Regions from separate parts of the Homo sapiens genome. Here region 2 is linked to region 1. Evidence: chromatin loops called from intact Hi-C (ENCODE). Cell type or tissue: chondrocyte. All regions are shown on one strand.

Region 1 (8,000 bases):
CCCAGCTATTCGGGAGGCTGAGAGGTGGGAGGATGGGTTGAGGCTGGGTAGTCAAGGCTGCACTGAGCAATGATCATGCCACTGCACTCTAGTCTGGGTGATAGAGCAAGACCCTGTCTCAAAAAAAAACAAAACAAAAAACCCACAACTATATATATACACAGAGAACACACACACATATATAAATGTACTGTAAGTGTAAGCATATATAATATGTACATTATGTTAATATATAACCCATTAATAAATTAAATATACATTTATATACCTTTATAAATTATAATCTTTATATAGATATACATGCACACAGACAAAACTGAGGTTTATTATTTCATATATGTATATTTTATGTATATACTTAATACTACATATACACTCTATATAGACCCAAATAATTTCCACTAAATTACCTCACTTTTTCGAGAGCCTTGTCCTAAGCAATAATATCCATCAACCCACAGGAATGCCGTCTGTGTTTCCCTCACCCTTTACATTACAGACATAACTCCTGGCATTTAAAAAGTTCCTGGGTATTTCATTGGCACTTTGGGAAACACTGATAAACTGGGTTGTCATCTTAGGATAGGTCTTTTAAATAAATTGCGTGTGATCCGATCTGGGTCCCAGATGAAAGCATCTGTTCCCCACCTATCTCAGAAATCACTGTGTGCCTTTATCATTCTAAGGCCTTCTGGTCTGCAGCAGTTCTGAGAACCATCAGCCCCGCTGTCTCCTCCATTCAGTCACCAAGGGCCTTCCAGGCAGGCTGCCAGGAGGCAGATCTCAGCAGCCCCTCCCCCAGGCCAGGCCAGGCCAGGCCGGCGCCCAGCTGGTGGCCGGAAATGTGTGCTGAGGGAAGCCTTGTCTTAGAACATTCATAGTCCACGGGGTTGAGAGGTGCCAGTGGGCAAGTGCCATCCCACACCGGTGTCATTACCCCTTGGCGACCCAGGACAGGCGCAGGCGGGAGCCGGAAGGGCTGGGCAGTAAACACACTGCAGGACGGCCTCAGTCAGGTTCCTGCCTAAGTCTGCAAAGGTCACTGAACTGCAGGTGGGTGACGAGGTACCTGTGCTAATAAGCTCCTGATAAGAGGCTCATTGCAGCAACCCAGGCTCCTGCCGAGCCCACGGATGGCTGGGACAAAGCATCGGACAGCAAGCGTGATTTCTCCCAAACTCCCAAAAATGCCAAATGATCAATAAACAAGGAACACAAAACCGAATGATTGGAGGACCTTCTTCTATTTACTTGGCTTGTCCTTTGGGAGAAATTAGTATCACTTTCTCCATACAGAAAACGAAATGACTTCAAGTTTCTAGAAGAATGTGGCATTTTTATTTAAGAAAGAGGCCAGGCGAGGTGGCTCATGCCTGTAATCCCAGCACTTTGGGCGGCTGAGGCAGGCAGATCGTGATGTCAGGAGTTCGAGACCAGCCTGGCCAGGATGGTGAAACCTCATCTCTACTAAAAATACAAAAAAACTAGCCGGTCATGGTGGCACGGTGCCCGTAATCCCAGCTACTTGGGAGGCTGAGGCAGGAGAATTGCTTGAACCCCGCAGGTGGAGGTTGCAGTGAGCCAAGATCATACCACTGTACTCCAGCCTGGGCGACAGAGCAAGCGAGACTCCGTCTCAAAAAAAAAAAAAAAAAAAAAAAGATCCTCAATTTCTGTTAGACCATGCACAGGGGATCAAGAGGCACAAAGGGGGCTGGGCGCGGTGGCTCACACCTCTAATCCCAAAGCACTTTGGGAGGCCGAGACGGCCGGATCACTTGAGGTCGGGAGTTCAAGACCAGCCTGGCCACCAACATGGTGAAACCCCATCTCTACCCAAAATACAAAAGGTAGCTGGGCTTGGTGGTGGGTACCTGTAATCCCAGCTCCATGGGAGGCTGAGGTAGCAGAAACGCTTGAACCTGGGAGGCACAGGTTGCAGTGAGCCGAGATCTGGCCACTGCATTCCAGCCTGGGCGACAGAGCAAGACTCTGCCAAAAAAAAAAAAAAAAAAAAAAAAAAAAGGCACAGAGGGATTTCAGGTGACCCAACCCCCAATTTGGGCAGAATGGCGGGTTAGGTTGACGTCCCCTGCTGGCCTCCCATCATTAGGAACCCCCACACCCCCTGCCATAGTAAATGTCAAAATTAAAGTTGCAAGGGTGGGTTTGGAGCGGCTCTGGGTGGGAGTCAGCGTCCAGCGTGCCGACCACCCCCTTTCTCTGCAGTCCTCTCACGCAGGACTCCGCCATAAAACCTGAAACAGGCGCTCCGAGTACACGGAGCACGGCAGAGGCACCGAGCAATTTTGAGACTCTAAAATGCTTTGTCCCGCTGTTCACAAAGGAGCTGGTTGGGCCGGAGGCGGCCCCGCCTCTGCATCCTTTCTGGGGTGGGGGCCCCGGGCAGGCGCGGCCACCCCCGCCCTGGCCCCTGCTCCGCCAGGGAGTCCGGGGCTGCGTGTGAGGCCTGCGCGGGCCGAGACCTCACACAGCCTCCTCTGCGCGCGGGGCCGCGGGAGGGGCGCGGGTTCGTTCCTTTGAACTCCCAGCCTTTGTTCCCGGCCACCAGAGCCCCAGCGCTCGTACACTTCCGGCCCCGGGACCTCTGCGGTTACCTGGGCCTTCCCTGCCAGCCCCCACCCCCTGCCCCCACCAGAAAGCGTTTACAGGACAGGTGAGGCCCGCAGGAGGAAAAGCACTCCCCTGGCGCAACATGACTCCAGCGCATCTGCGTCTAAGCCACACCGTGCTCCTGGTAGATTAAAAATTAATTCTAAAAAAAAAATCTCTCCTATCCCAAATGCACTGTTTTCTGCCTTGCTTGACAATTGATTTGTTTTTAAAGGAAAGTTATGGGTAGATCCTCTTTTTTCTTTCCCATTCTTTTTTTCTTCTTTTATACTGGAGGGAGGGAAACGGAGGCGAGGACCACACACGCGCAGGCAGAGGCTGAAAAGGCCCGAGGTGGGTTTTCCTGTTTAATATCAAAGGAGGCCGAATAATGGGTTTCCTCGGTCCGGCTAGGCCGGCCTTTGACTCAATTGGAAATGCAAAGGCAGCTTTTGCCTATTCTCTGGCTGCTGGCTGAGACCCTAAATTTCCGTAGGAAATCGTCGGACATGCACTTAATCGGTCTTTGCAATCTTTCCCTCGAAGTTGCACGCGGGTCTGGGCGGAGGAGGCGAGGAAACCCTGGATTCGAACCAGCGCCTTTCTCTCCTTCAGGCCTCCGCCCGGGGACAGGCGCCGGTCCCCCGCCCCGGCGCATCCGCCCCGTGGGGACACTTACCAGCCCCTGCATCTTGCCGTCGGCGCCCATGCAGAGGTACCGCACGCTGTGCACGCCCTTGATGGCCACGGTCCGCAGAGCGACTGCCTTGATCTCCAGCAAACCTAGGCGCAGGGGAAGCGAGAAGCTGCAGCAAGGACCGCTGGGCCCGCACCACGTGGGTGCGGTCGGTCCACAAGCCTGTGCTTCTCCCTAGCGTCCCGCGCTGTTTGGGGACTAACGGAGGGATCCTAACGTCCAGGTGCCAAAACCTGGGGTTCCCAGGAGTTGAGGGGTCCGCAGGAGCCTAAGGGTGGCAAAGGAAGGAAGGGCGCTGGGGTGGGGCGCGCGCAGCGGGGTGGGGTGCGCGCGGCGGGGCGGGCGGGGGTGCTGGCGGGCACTCACTGTGCGCGCTCTGGCCCCGCGCGCAGTCCACGACGCCGTCGGCACGGATGCGCAGGAAGCAGCTGGAGAGCCCGTGGGGGCCGGAGGTGTACAGGTGCCGCAGGCGGATGGGGTCGCCCCAGCCGTAGTGCACGTGGGGCCCCGCGTCCGAGAAGGCGAGGGGGCGCCCGGCCACGGCCAGCCAGAGGCCGGCCAGGATCCATACGTGGACCACCACACACCCGCTCCGCATGGCACCTCCCTGGGGCTCTCGGCGCAGCTCCGGCGATGGGGGTGCGGGAGGCTGGGCGGCGACCGGGATGCGCTGCGGGGCTGTGAGTGCCGGGTTGGGATGGTCGTGGCCCTAGATCCTGGACGCAGCGCTCCTGCTCTGACGGCGCGGCGGCTCCGGGCCGGCAGCCTTATATAGTAGCGCCTTACGGGCCCCACGGGTAGGTGCCCAAGACACCCGAGCATTTCTTATCGGGATTGCATCAAGCCTCCGCCCCCCGCACACACCCACTCACACCCCGCCTCCGGCCCCAGCCCCAGCCCCCTCCCCGGGCCCGGGCAGGCAGGCGGCGGCTTCTTGTCCCAGCCGGGGTGACCCCGCCCAGGCCGTTCGGATCTGCGGGAGGAGGAGGCCTCGCTTAGCGGCCGGGTTTCGGGGAACTCCTCCCCACCGCGCAGCGGCCCCGAGGTTCTTGGCTGGGAGAGTTTGACTTTGTAAAGCAATCGACAACTGGGGCCCTTCCCCCAGGCCTCAGGCTCCCAGTGGATGCACTCGGCGTGGGGCACTAGCGGGGGCGGGGTCAGGAACCCCGGGGCCAGAGGTTGGGGGGCACCGAGTTTTGCCCCCTTCACCCTCTGTCGGGAAAAGCCTCACCTCGGCCTTAGTGCCCTTCCCCTTAAAAGCCCACTCGCACTCCCTCCCCCGACTTTCGCAGCCCCGCACATCTGACGTCAAAGCCGTCCCGTAGAATTTTCCCCGGCAGTTCCGACAGTCTCAGGTTCTTTCAGCTTCATCTTCTTGCAATTCCTGCCCCGCCCCTTTTATCCGGGTAAATTGCCCCCCGACGGGGGGCCGGGCGCGCTCTCGGCCGGCGGGGAAACAATGGAAGCCGCGCGGACTGTAGGTGGCGCCGCAGCCTCGGCGTCCGCCTGGGCTTTGCGCTCCTGGCCCCGCGCCCCTGCCTGCTCCGCGCTCGCCCCGGCCCCGCGGCTGTGCGCGAGATGCAACCTGAAAGGGGGCACTGGGAAGGAGGCTCTCGGGCAGGGTGGGCGGGCCAGCTGCGGGATTGGTGAACCCCAGCTTCTCGGCTGGAGGGTGGTGGAGGCAGGGGCGCAGGGAGGGAGGCCTGGGCCTCCGTTTCCCGTTTTTTGAGCTGTCTTGTGTCGGGGGTCTGGTTTTTGAGTCCCCGAGTCCCTGCGCACGGGGTCAGGAGGAACAGCACGGTCGGGGAGGTCGAGAGCGCCTTACCTGGTGGGGAGGGGTCGGGAAGGGGCCCAGGAACGGTGATGGGCGCCCCTGGCGTCCGGGCAGGTGCCAGGTGAGGAAAGAAATGGGGGCCGCTCCATGAAGCGGTTCCTGCCAATAAAGAAAACGACATCCAGAGAATACCCAGGCGGGGAATAAAGGGGTCCTCCTACGGGGCTTTGGTTTAACTCTAATTATTTCTTGTTATTCTTCCAAACCCCCAGCTCCTGGATGTGGGGCCCCAGGAGGCTGGTTTTGGGGGCAGAGCCCTCCTGGCCCAGCGCAAAGGCGATGGGGAGGGCAAACAGGAGAGACAGCGAGAGAAATGCCAGGCCTAATGAATTTCAATGAGCAGAGGCCACATTCATTCCCCAGTCAGTGACTGGCGTTAATGACTGAGGGCGCAGCAAATGTCACCAGGAAAGTCTTTACAAAAAGACATCATCCCGAAGGCTTTCTAGACCAGGGACCCCCACGCTGTGTGTCTTGGTTCAGAAAGCCGTGGCTTCTGTTAAATCTAATTACTTCCCCCCTGTGGCTTTAAATCGACGGCGGCTCCTATTAAACTTAATTACCCTCCCCTGCAGCTTTCGTTTTAAAGATCCGTGGTAAATGCGTGATAAATGCTCTTGAGGGCGATGGCAGAGGCTGCACTGGGGGACACGACCCAAACCGGGTGGGGGCGATGGCAGCCTCTGGTTCCACCCCTACCCCTCTGCAGCCCCTTCCAGGGACATGGGGAAGAGAGTGGCTGATGCGATCAGGGAGGTGGGGAAATGAGGAAGGCGGCTGCTGTCCCCCAGCCCCTGTTCTGAGCGCTTCATGGAGGTTCTCAGCTCAAATCTCCACAAGAGCCCCCACAGTATTCTATTCCTCCCTCCCCCATGGAGCAGGAGGGAAATGGCCCCAGAAAAGTGGCCGAGTAACCCAAGGTCGCACACTCTGTTAGTGGTGAAGTTGGAATTTGAACCCAAACAGTGGGGCTCGTAAATCCAGGCTGTGCTGCGTCTTATCCCGGGACAGGGGCTCCGGGGTCAGACCCACTGTAGCATGGATCACACCCGGCCACTCCCTGGGTAGGTCGTGGACCGCTGACCCATTGCCCTCTCAGCTTGCTCTCAGGCTTGTCCTGAGGGTGACAAGGAAGAGGGGACAGAGAGGGCCTGGGATGTAGCACTCATGAAGGTGTTGATGGCAGGCCTTGAGGTCAGCTGTGTGCCGGCCATCTCACAGGCACAGCAATGCTCTGAGAGCTTAGGGGATGGATCCTGCTCATGTGAGGTAGCTGACGGTTACAGAGATGGACTGCCGGGCCTCGAGGGTTTGCCCCAGGTGGGCCAGGCACACGATCTTGGGTGTTTGCTGGGCTCCCTGGTGTGTGTGGTTAGAGGGAGCCAAGCCTGCAGAGGACAAGGCAGTGCTGGCCAGCAAGGGGCTCTCCTGGCGAGAGCAGAGGTGTGGCAAGGGCTGAGGTCCTCCTCCCACTCTGTTCTGTGCACACCGGGACCTCTGAAGCCACCTGTGTGCTGCATTGGGCTGACTTTGCTTTTCAGGTTGTGTTTGATTTGCCCCTGGGTGGCTAAGCCGGCTGAATCGCCCAGGTGGGGTTTCATTCATTGAATGGCATGGGCAATGGGTAGCAGGTAGGGTCCAAGGCACCTGGATGTCCCGCTCACCCATGCAGGGGTATGGGGGTCTCCAGCCCAGGTGTCCAGAAGGGCTTGGCTTGGCTTTGTTCTGGATTTGATGTTAGCTTTTTTTTTTTAATTCATTTTTTATTTTTTTATTTAATTGCCCTGTAGAACCGTAAATCCTTTTTCTGGAGTCTTCCTTCTTCCATCTGAGGGTGTAGAGGTTCCTTCTTCCTGATTATGGCAAATGAGTGATTTCCACCATTTCTAAACCCGTGTCCCAGTGTCTAAGAACATCTTATTCGGCTTCACCTCCAATTTTTACATTATGAAAATCATAGTTTTCCTTTCATTTTACAGTTAGAAATGTATGTTTTGCTGTCAAATGTGCATTCTTCTACATAAGCACTCCCTAGAGCCCCTCCCAAACCCCCTGCTCCCACCTTGTGATTGAAAATTATTTTGTAATTGGAGAAACTTCTGGGTGTGGTAAAAGTCTTTATCAGAAAATAAGAACTGCAGGGTAGCGTGGGACCGAGAGAGCTGTGAACACTGAGGTGATCGAGGCCACGCCCCACAGCTGGTTCCTGGCCAACTGGAGGCTGAGACCCAGGGACTCCTGAATCTCAGCCCAGTATTTTTGCTACAACCTGCTAGAACATGCATTATTTCCCCCAAGACTTTCTGATTCACCAACAGCCATTTCTTCCCCCATACGCATCGTTATTCTGAAATGAGGCCACCCAGCTAGCCCAGAAATTGGCAGAGACTGTGACAGAGTAGAAGGAAGACCTCTTTGAGATTCCATTTCCTCATTTGTAAAACAGCAAAAGGAACGCTAATTTACAGGGTTAATACGAGCATTAGAAAAGACATCCCCATCTATCAAGTGACCAATATTTGTAAGATAGAGACAGCCTGGCACATGTAAAGCACATAACAGAAGGGTAGCTATTGTTACTGTTGTAAATGCTGCTCTCTGGCGATCTTTGCTACATTTATTACTTATTTTAAAATTTAATGGCAACTCTAGAAAAAGATATATAGTGACAAAAAGCTGGATGGAGATCCACTAGAAAAGGGTAAATAGAAGGCTGGGCGTGGTGGCTCATGCCTGTAATCCCAGCACTTTGGGAGGCCAACGCAGGAGCATTGCTTGAACCCAGGAGGCAGAGGTTGCAGTGAGCCGAGATCGCACCACTGTACTCCAGCCTGGGCAACAGAGAGAGACTCTGTC
Region 2 (8,000 bases), 180 kb after region 1:
CCCAAGGAAGGAAGCTCAGGCAGCCCAGCTCCTTTCCAGTGATGCTGAGTGCCTAGCTCGGGCCAGACACAGGAGCAGGGAGCTGGCGGGGATGCTGCCACCCACAGGGCCCTGGGAGTTGGTCAAGGGACTGGGTGGCAAAGGCCAGCACGCCGTGGCCCCTCTGGAGGGGAAGGAGCCTGGAGACAGAGAAGCACGTCACCACCCCCATTCCAGGTGCAGAGACAAAGGGAACAGAACGAACGAGACCAGGGTCCATCCTTCAGAGAGCCAGGGGCCAGGGCCTGAGCCCTGCTTGGCCAGCACTTGCTAAGTGGCCGGAGGCCGGCGGCTTCCTCTCTCTGTGCCTCTGCGTCCAGTCATATCTGAAGCTGGAGCTGGTGGTCTGATAGAATGCAGGGCACTGCACGTAGGCTGCACACGCCACACGGGCTGTCACCAGCACTGCCTGCACCAGCGTGGGGCCGTGACTGGAACAGCGCTGGGCAGAGTCTGTGTTCAGTAACCATCCTTGGCTGCTGTTATCAAGGAGGCACTAAAAGAATTCCTGGGATCCCCAGAGAAGGAGTAAATGCCTGCATTTGTTGGGGAGGGAATAAGGAGGGTGGAGAAGAAATCAGGGACAGCTGAAGGGTGAGCGACATGCCAGGGTATCGGGCGGTGCCAGTGAACAGAGAGAGCAGAGGCCCAACTGCAAATTCCTTAGGAGACCAGCTTGCCTGGGGGCGGCCCCACTGGGGCTTTGACGTTCACAGAGGAGTTCGGACCTTCGTACTGCAGGAAGAAATGTTTAGGGTGGGAAGCAAGATTAGACTGGCACTTGGAAATGCCACAGGCGATTCTGTGAACAGAGCGAGTCTGATTAAGATAAAATAGGAGAATTACAGGGACCCCTGAGTCTGGGTGTAAGGTCGCATCCAAATTCTCCCTCAAGGTCCCTGCACGGCCCCAGGCAGCATCCCTGGTCTTTTCATATTGGTCTTCTCACCAGCCTTTGCTGCTCCTGCTCCAAATCCTCCTGGCTTGAGAGTCCCCACCTTGGTCTCCTGGACCCCTCTAACCAGGGCCCCTGCTCTCTGGTATTGCAGTTACTCTCACCTCCAGGCTTGGCTGTGCAGGAGCGCAGAGGTGAGAGGTCATTGCAGTGCATTGGCTTGGGCAGAGTCGGGACTTGTTGTTCAGGGCCGCAGGGACCAGCTGCCCCCTCCCCGGGCACCTACAGCCCCACAATTGGGGACCTCGCCAGCCACCGAGGTCTTTCTTCTCGGCACTGCCCCCACCCCCACCCTGGCTGTCCAGTCTTCAAGCAAATGTTTTTGATTTTACAGGAAGTAGAGCAAGGACCTAATCTGAGTTTAATTTTTGAAGCAAGGCCTTTGATTTAATACTTATTCATTTAAGTAATTAATGCCTCCGAGTCCAGAGTCAGAAGCCATCTCAGTTTAGCCCCTCTCTTTCCTTACACGCAAAAGCAGACCTCACAGCACTTGGTACCTCCAAACCATTAATTTATACCAACGGGGACATTCCAAGGCCTGGAGCAGTTACTGAACACGACTGTGCAGCCTTCTCTGCCATATTAATGTACTCTTGTCCCCAAAGACCTGGGACAGGAGTGGCTGCCTACTTAGCAAGGACTCTGCTCACAAGCCCGGTCCTCTTGTGGGTATAGAATATTCTGGGTTATGAGACATGTTTTTGAACCCAGACTTGATGCATTCAGTCAATAAACATATATGAAGTGCTGTCTCCCATGCACTAGGTGCACCCTGGAGAAGCAACTCTTATCCCCAAAGAGAAAACACACAGGCAGCAAATCTGTAGGAATGAGGGCAGAGTGGGGAGGACAGAGTGGGGAGGGCAGAGTGGGGAAGGCAGAATGGGGAGGGCAGAGTGGGGAGGGCAGAGTGGGGAGGGCAGAGTGGGGAAGGCAGAATGGGGAGGGCAGAGTGGGGAGGGCTGAGGGGGGAGGGCAGAAGGGGGAGGGCAGAGTGGGGAGGGCTGAGGGGGGAGGCCACTCCGGGACAGGGATGGTCACTGCCACATAGTGGGAAGATGTTCTGTGGGGACCTTGAAGAGTGGGGAGATGGAGAGTGATCGGGAGGGAAGGGTGATACAGAGGTGCGGGCAGAAGGCAACAGCCAGGAAGAAAGAGGGGTGTCGAGGTGGACGGTGGGATTCCAGAGAGCTTTTCTTATTGAGTTACTGGGGGAAGTTTGTTTTTCTTTTTTTCTTTTTCTTTTTCAGAACACAGGATGGATGTGCCTGTCTCCTCTGGGAAGCTCTCCTCTCCTTCATCGTGTTATACTCGTGTTCACTCTACTCTCATCCTGTGTAGGGCAGGCAAACAGGGCCGTGACTCTGGCCCCTCAGAGCCCCTGGTTTGATAGTCTGTGTACAGCGTGGGGTATGTGATAGCAATTGCACCTCTTATTTTATAAATGGGTAAACTGAGTCCTGGAGACAGGGCTGTCCCTAGATGGATGTGGGTTCCCTGAGTTTAGCCCATCTCTTTCCTTACACGCAAAAGCAGACCTCACATCACTTGGTATCTCCAAACCATTAATTTATACCAACGGGGACATTCCAAGGCCTGGAGCAGTTACTGAACACGACTGTGCAGCCTTCTCTGCCATATTAATATACTCAGAAATTAATCAATATACTTAATTAATATATTAATTAATTAATATACTTAATTAATATAATTAATGTACTCAAAAATTAAACTCAGATTAGGTCCTTGCTCTACTTCCTGTAAAATCAAAAACATTTGCTTGAAGACTGGACAGGACAGCCGGGGTGGGGGTGGAGGCAGTGCCGAGAAGAAAGACCTCAGTGGCTGGCGACGTCCCCAATTGTGGGGCTGTAGGTGCTCGGGGAGTGGGCAGCTGGTCCCTGCGGCCCTGAACGAAAAGTCCCGACTCTTCCCAAGCCAGTGTACTGCCCCCCCACTTGCAGGAGGCTCCACTGTCGGCCCTTTGCCTGGGGATTTGGGGATACTATTCAGAGTCTGAATTCAAAATTCAATCAAATTCGGCTGGGGTGGTGGCTCACGCCTGTAATCCCAGCACTTTGGGAGGCCGAGGCGGGCGGATCACGAGGTCAGGAGATCGAGACCATCCCGGCTAAAACGGTGAAACCCCGTCTCTACTAAAAATACAAAAAATTAGCCGGGCGTAGTGGCGGGCGCCTGTAGTCCCAGCTACTTGGGAGGCTGAGGCAGGAGAATGGCGTGAACCCGGGAGGCGGAGCTTGCAGTGAGCCGAGATCCCGCCACTGCACTCCAGCCTGGGCAACAGAGCGAGACTCTGTCTCAAAAAAAAAAAAAAAAAAAGAATATTTGTGAAATGGCTGAAGAAGAAGTGTCTAGTGCCACGCTCCCCTCTCGGAAACAGGGGCTCCACTGGCCGTCGCCAGCTGCGTCTCAAGTTAGGCAGGTGTCTCTATCATTTCAGGGCTCTAGCCGAGGCCCAACATTGAGCTGCATTGTCAGTGAACCCTCTCAAACTGGGGATGATTTCTGTGCACACCTACATGATCCCAGCATCTGGAGCTTTTATCAGATTTCTTCAGATCCTCAGTGGCTCCCCAAAACCCTGGCTTCTTGCTCACAGGGTTGGAAAGAATTTATGCACCTTAGGACCTCCAAGTGGAAACCTGAAGTCTGCAGGAACACAGAGAATCAGAAATTTTCTCTGAGAGAGGTCAGGTAGGCTTCCTGGAGGAAGAGGCATTTGAGCAGGACTGCCTATGGCCTCCTGCTCTGGGCACAGAGGGTTTATGATCCCTGTAACAAAATGCAGATAAAGCACCTCCTGCTAAAAATATATATTCAGGCCAATGGAATAATTTATTCATCTCAACCCACAAACATCGATTCAAACCTGGGCTGGACGCTGGTTCTGCCTGTTCATAGCTGGTGGTTTTGGGTGAGTCACTTAACTTCTCTGTGCCTTTGTTTCTTCATCACAAGATGGAATAATTATGCAGCCTGCCTCAGAGGACTGTCGAGCGAATTAAATGAACTCTCAGATATTTCTGACAACTGGACCCTCGGTATTCGGCCTAGAAACCTGATTGGTCTCTAGCGAACTTCTTACTCTAGGCCAGGTCCTGTGCCCAAACCTGGGGAGCCCTGGTTGAGCACCACCCAGACCTGGCCTCCAGGAGCTCAGAGTACAGTAAGGGAGACAAATAGCAGACAGTGCTCCTGCATCCAGGTGCAAGTGGCCATAGGGCGGCATGGAGCAGCGCCCGGAGGTGCCCCCAGCCAGGCCCAGCTTTCGCCTGCCGATGCAGGCTCTGAGCCACATTAGCCAAGAAAGAGAGGAGGGGAGGGACCACTGAGGACAGGAGATGGACCTTGCTCCTTCTTGCTGTCCAGCAGACACACACACAGACATACGTGCACACCATGCACGCAAAAAGGCATACACATGTGCCTCTGCACACATCCCCACACAGCCCAAAATATACACATGTGCACACACTGGCGCACACATGTACCTTGCAGGCAAACACACATGTACATATACATACACACGCATACAATACCTACTGACACAAAGGTACACATATGTCCATGAGCACAGGCTCACACATGAGCATACACAGTGCTACAAATATACACACTCCTGCACACATGGGAGCATATAACACACATATTCACATGTATGCACACATGCACACACAAGGCAAAGACATACACAAACACACAAGAGCATATGCCATGCATACCAAGATTCACACAGGTACATATGCACACACATGCACCTGCACGCATGATCACACACGTGGACACATGATCACACATGTGCATGCACCCTACAAGAAGGCATCTTCTGCCCTCTGCACCAGGACGACAGAATTACCTTCAGTGCCATAAACCCAAGAACATCAAAGGTGGGAAAGACCAGGTCAGTGTGCTCAGGTTGTAAACAGAAACAAAAACCCCGCAAAACAGCGCCATCTTGTGGTGGCAGTGGGACCAGGCTGAAGGCAGCTGGCATCCTTCTTCCTTAGGGAGGGGTTTTTCCTAGAACCTGGCTTCCAAGGTGGGCTGAGTCAACTGTAACTCTCAGGCAGTACCAAAGCCACCCCTTTTATTCGGGGGAGGTCGGGATGCTCTGGACCAGCGGCTTTCCCTACCTCCACGGCCCCTGTGCTGGGTCCTGGCCAGCCAAGGGTGACCAGGGCCCTGAGTCTGGCTCTGCTGGGGACTCTGGGAGCCTCCTTCTGTCCTGGGCTTTACTCACCTCATTCAAGAAATGAGGTTATTACACTGATGCTCGAGAGCCCAGATCCATGTGTGTCTAGAGCCACGCCCCTTAGCCTGGGGCATCCATGAATAGACTGGGCTGCCCCCATATCAAACCGGAAAGCAAAGCCTCCTGGGTATCTCTGGCTTAGAGACCCGCTGGGAAATTGCCACCAGGGTCTCCCTTGCTGGAAGCTTCGGAGTGACATGAGATCTCAGGCCCTGCTTGGACCTTCTGACCCCTCAACTTTATCTTAAGAGCCCAGGGGATCTGGGCAGTGCCCCCAGAGCTCCCATCAGCACCCAGCACCCCTCACCTCCCCGAGAATCCCCTTCCCCTATGAAAGCCTCAGCTCTGAGACATAGACTGTTCCCCACCTGGTCCTCAGCCTTCCTCCCTGGCCCCCAGCCTGCAGGGACAAGGGCTCGTAACCATTCAGTGAACAGAAAACCAAGACACTTTCCTAGTGGAAATCGAGGCACGGGATTTCTCCCCACCTGCCCATTCAGATCACTCGCCTGGCAGGGCACAGGTAAGGACCCAGCTCTGAGACAGGCCACTGGGGCCAGATCCTGGTTCTGCACTCCCTGAATGGGTCCCCTGAGGCAAGTCACCTCCCCTCTCAGTGTCCTTCTCTGTAAAATGGGAATTACAATAGAATTTATCTCCGAGTTGTTTTAGGGAACAAAGGAAATATAATCCATGCAAAGTGCCTGGTCCACAGGAAGCGCTTTCGCATTGTCAGTGTTGGAGGTGATGTTTGCTTTGCAGGGCTGTTCAATCCCCTGCCCACTTCTAAACACATTTAACTTTGGGGAGGGGCCTCTTGGGGAGGACAAAAGAAGGAGGCTGGGGCTTCCGCTGCCCTCTGCAGACCTGGTGTGCGATGACGCTGCAGCGGGGGACCGCGGTTTTAAAGGCATCATCGGTAGAAACGGCCTCACGCATTTCCATAATTCACTCTGCATCAATTAATCTTTCACTGTCGATAGGAACCTGCGGCTGAATTCCCTCCCCGGGAGGACTCGCCATTCTCAAGCTCTGAGGGGTTTTCTTCTCGGCTGGCATCATGCTAATTTCCCTCGAGTACCCCTGGAAAGAGGTTTTAGAACAAGACGTGGCGCTTGGCAGGAATTTGACATCTGAAACAACTGTCGCTCAGGGAGGAGGGGGTTGTGACATTTGCTAATTGCCAATCGAGCACTAATGTGAGCATTGAGATGCTTGGAAAAATGCTTCTTCCTGCTGAGGCTGGATGGAGCTGGCTCACGGGCCACTGATACACCTGCAGGGCATCATCCTTTGCCATTGATAAATACCCTTCATGGATCTAAGGAGGGAAATAATAGGGAAATTTCCTTTTGGAAAACCAGAGAGCATTGGCTGGGGATGGGGGGCCCAGGTTCTGAAGCCATCACTGCCAAAAACCAGCTGAGCCACCAAGGGTGAGACCCTGCTCTTCCTCAGTGTCTGTGCGATGAGGGCCATGGCCCTTGCCGTCCTCTGCCTTTCCCTGACCGCAGACCCTGGCTTCTGCTGGAGCTCTCCCTTGTGTAAGGATGCATGGAGCAAATTTTAGGGGCCTTAGAGCCCTACGTCCAAACCTCCTCCAGCAGAGTCCCAAAGGGCCCCTGCCTACCTTCGCCTGCCTGCCAAGGGGTGCTGGCAGAAAGCAGGCAGGCGGTGCAGCCTCACCCTCTCCCACAATGGGCATGGGCCATGCCTGCTTCCTGCATGGCAAACCCCTGCTTCCAAGAGAAGCCTGAGGCCTGTGCTGAGAGGGCCCAGCCCCTCCTAGCATCTCTGGGTCATTTCCCTCTCCTCAGGCCTGGCAACCTCTAAGTTCAGCTCCTGGGAGCTGGGGTCCCCCAGAAAGGAGCTCTCCCCATTGCCAGCGAGAAGCAGCTCTAGCTCATTCTGTAGGCTAATAAGAGGGACAGCTCGAGAAATGAATGTGAGAATGGGACTGTGTGGGAACCCCCTGGAGAATCCACGGGGCAAATATCTTTATGTTCCAACCCGATTTCCTCTTGTGGAATCTCGACTATAAAATCAGCAACACAGCTGTACTAATAACAAAAAAAAGCATCAATGTTCAACCACCTATGCTGTGCCAGGCTCAGTGCTAAGCACTTCATTCTATGAAATCTTCTGGAATCTTCTCAATAGCCCCACAAAGGGGGCTCTGACACAGCCCCTATTTTATGCAAACCAAGGCTCTGAAAGGCTCAAGTCTTCCCAAGGTGATTTAGGGCACGCTTGCTGAAATAATAACCAAGACATTTATTTGGGGTTAAAATCCTGATATTCCAGACTGAAATAGCTGCCCCTCACATCCTCCTCCAGCCCTGCACCCATGGCCCCGAGCCCCACTGTGGGTGAAAGAGCAGGAGGGCCCTCCCTGTGAAACAGCGTCGGCCGCTTGGCAGGGGTATTGCTCTGCCCTGAGTTCACGCTGATAACGCGCCCAAGGGCAATCACATCGTAACAGCCCGGAATTGTTCTCAGTCTAGAACGGACAATAAACCGCCCGGGCAGAATGTCTCCTCATCATTCTGCCGCCAGCCAACGGGCTCCAAGAGTTGTCATCTTGAATTTGTGCCCAACTCAAGGTGCCGGCCCAGGCTGGGTCACGGGGCCACAGGGCGCTTTCCAGGAAGGCACGCAGAAGGCATTCCAGCACGAGAAGGTGAAGCAGCGCGGAGGTTATTGACTTGACATGGGTCATTTTGCCCCGGC

What was found. Hi-C counts contacts between places; a loop is a spot of excess contacts. Peaks named below come from ENCODE experiments on the same cell type or tissue, not always from the same donor. Only the 100,000 strongest peaks of a DNase experiment are listed, where the experiment ranks them.
Region 2: it touches region 1 in a loop (4-fold over the local background); 43 of 110 quality-filtered maps call a loop at or near these places.

What each region holds. Positions count from the first base shown.
Region 1 is chr11:69,699,969-69,707,968 of GRCh38, forward strand. FGF19 (fibroblast growth factor 19) reads right to left here and starts at 4,054. Exons shown (of 3, transcript NM_005117.3): 1 at 3,677-4,054; 2 at 3,293-3,396. The coding sequence starts at 3,908. RefSeq lists enhancers at 373-1,325, 5,463-5,825, 6,365-6,994 and a promoter at 4,127-6,324. In chondrocyte, a CTCF peak has its summit at 4,770 (motif pointing right); DNase peaks (open chromatin) are centred at 810, 3,853, 4,219, 6,463 and 1 weaker place.
Region 2 is chr11:69,883,763-69,891,762 of GRCh38, forward strand. No RefSeq gene overlaps it. Among named protein-coding and RNA genes, the nearest start is that of FGF3, 68 kb to the left of the region's middle. RefSeq lists enhancers at 1-180, 4,839-5,133, 7,329-7,924. In chondrocyte, CTCF peaks have their summits at 4,984 (motif pointing left) and 5,208; DNase peaks (open chromatin) are centred at 309, 2,909 and 7,849.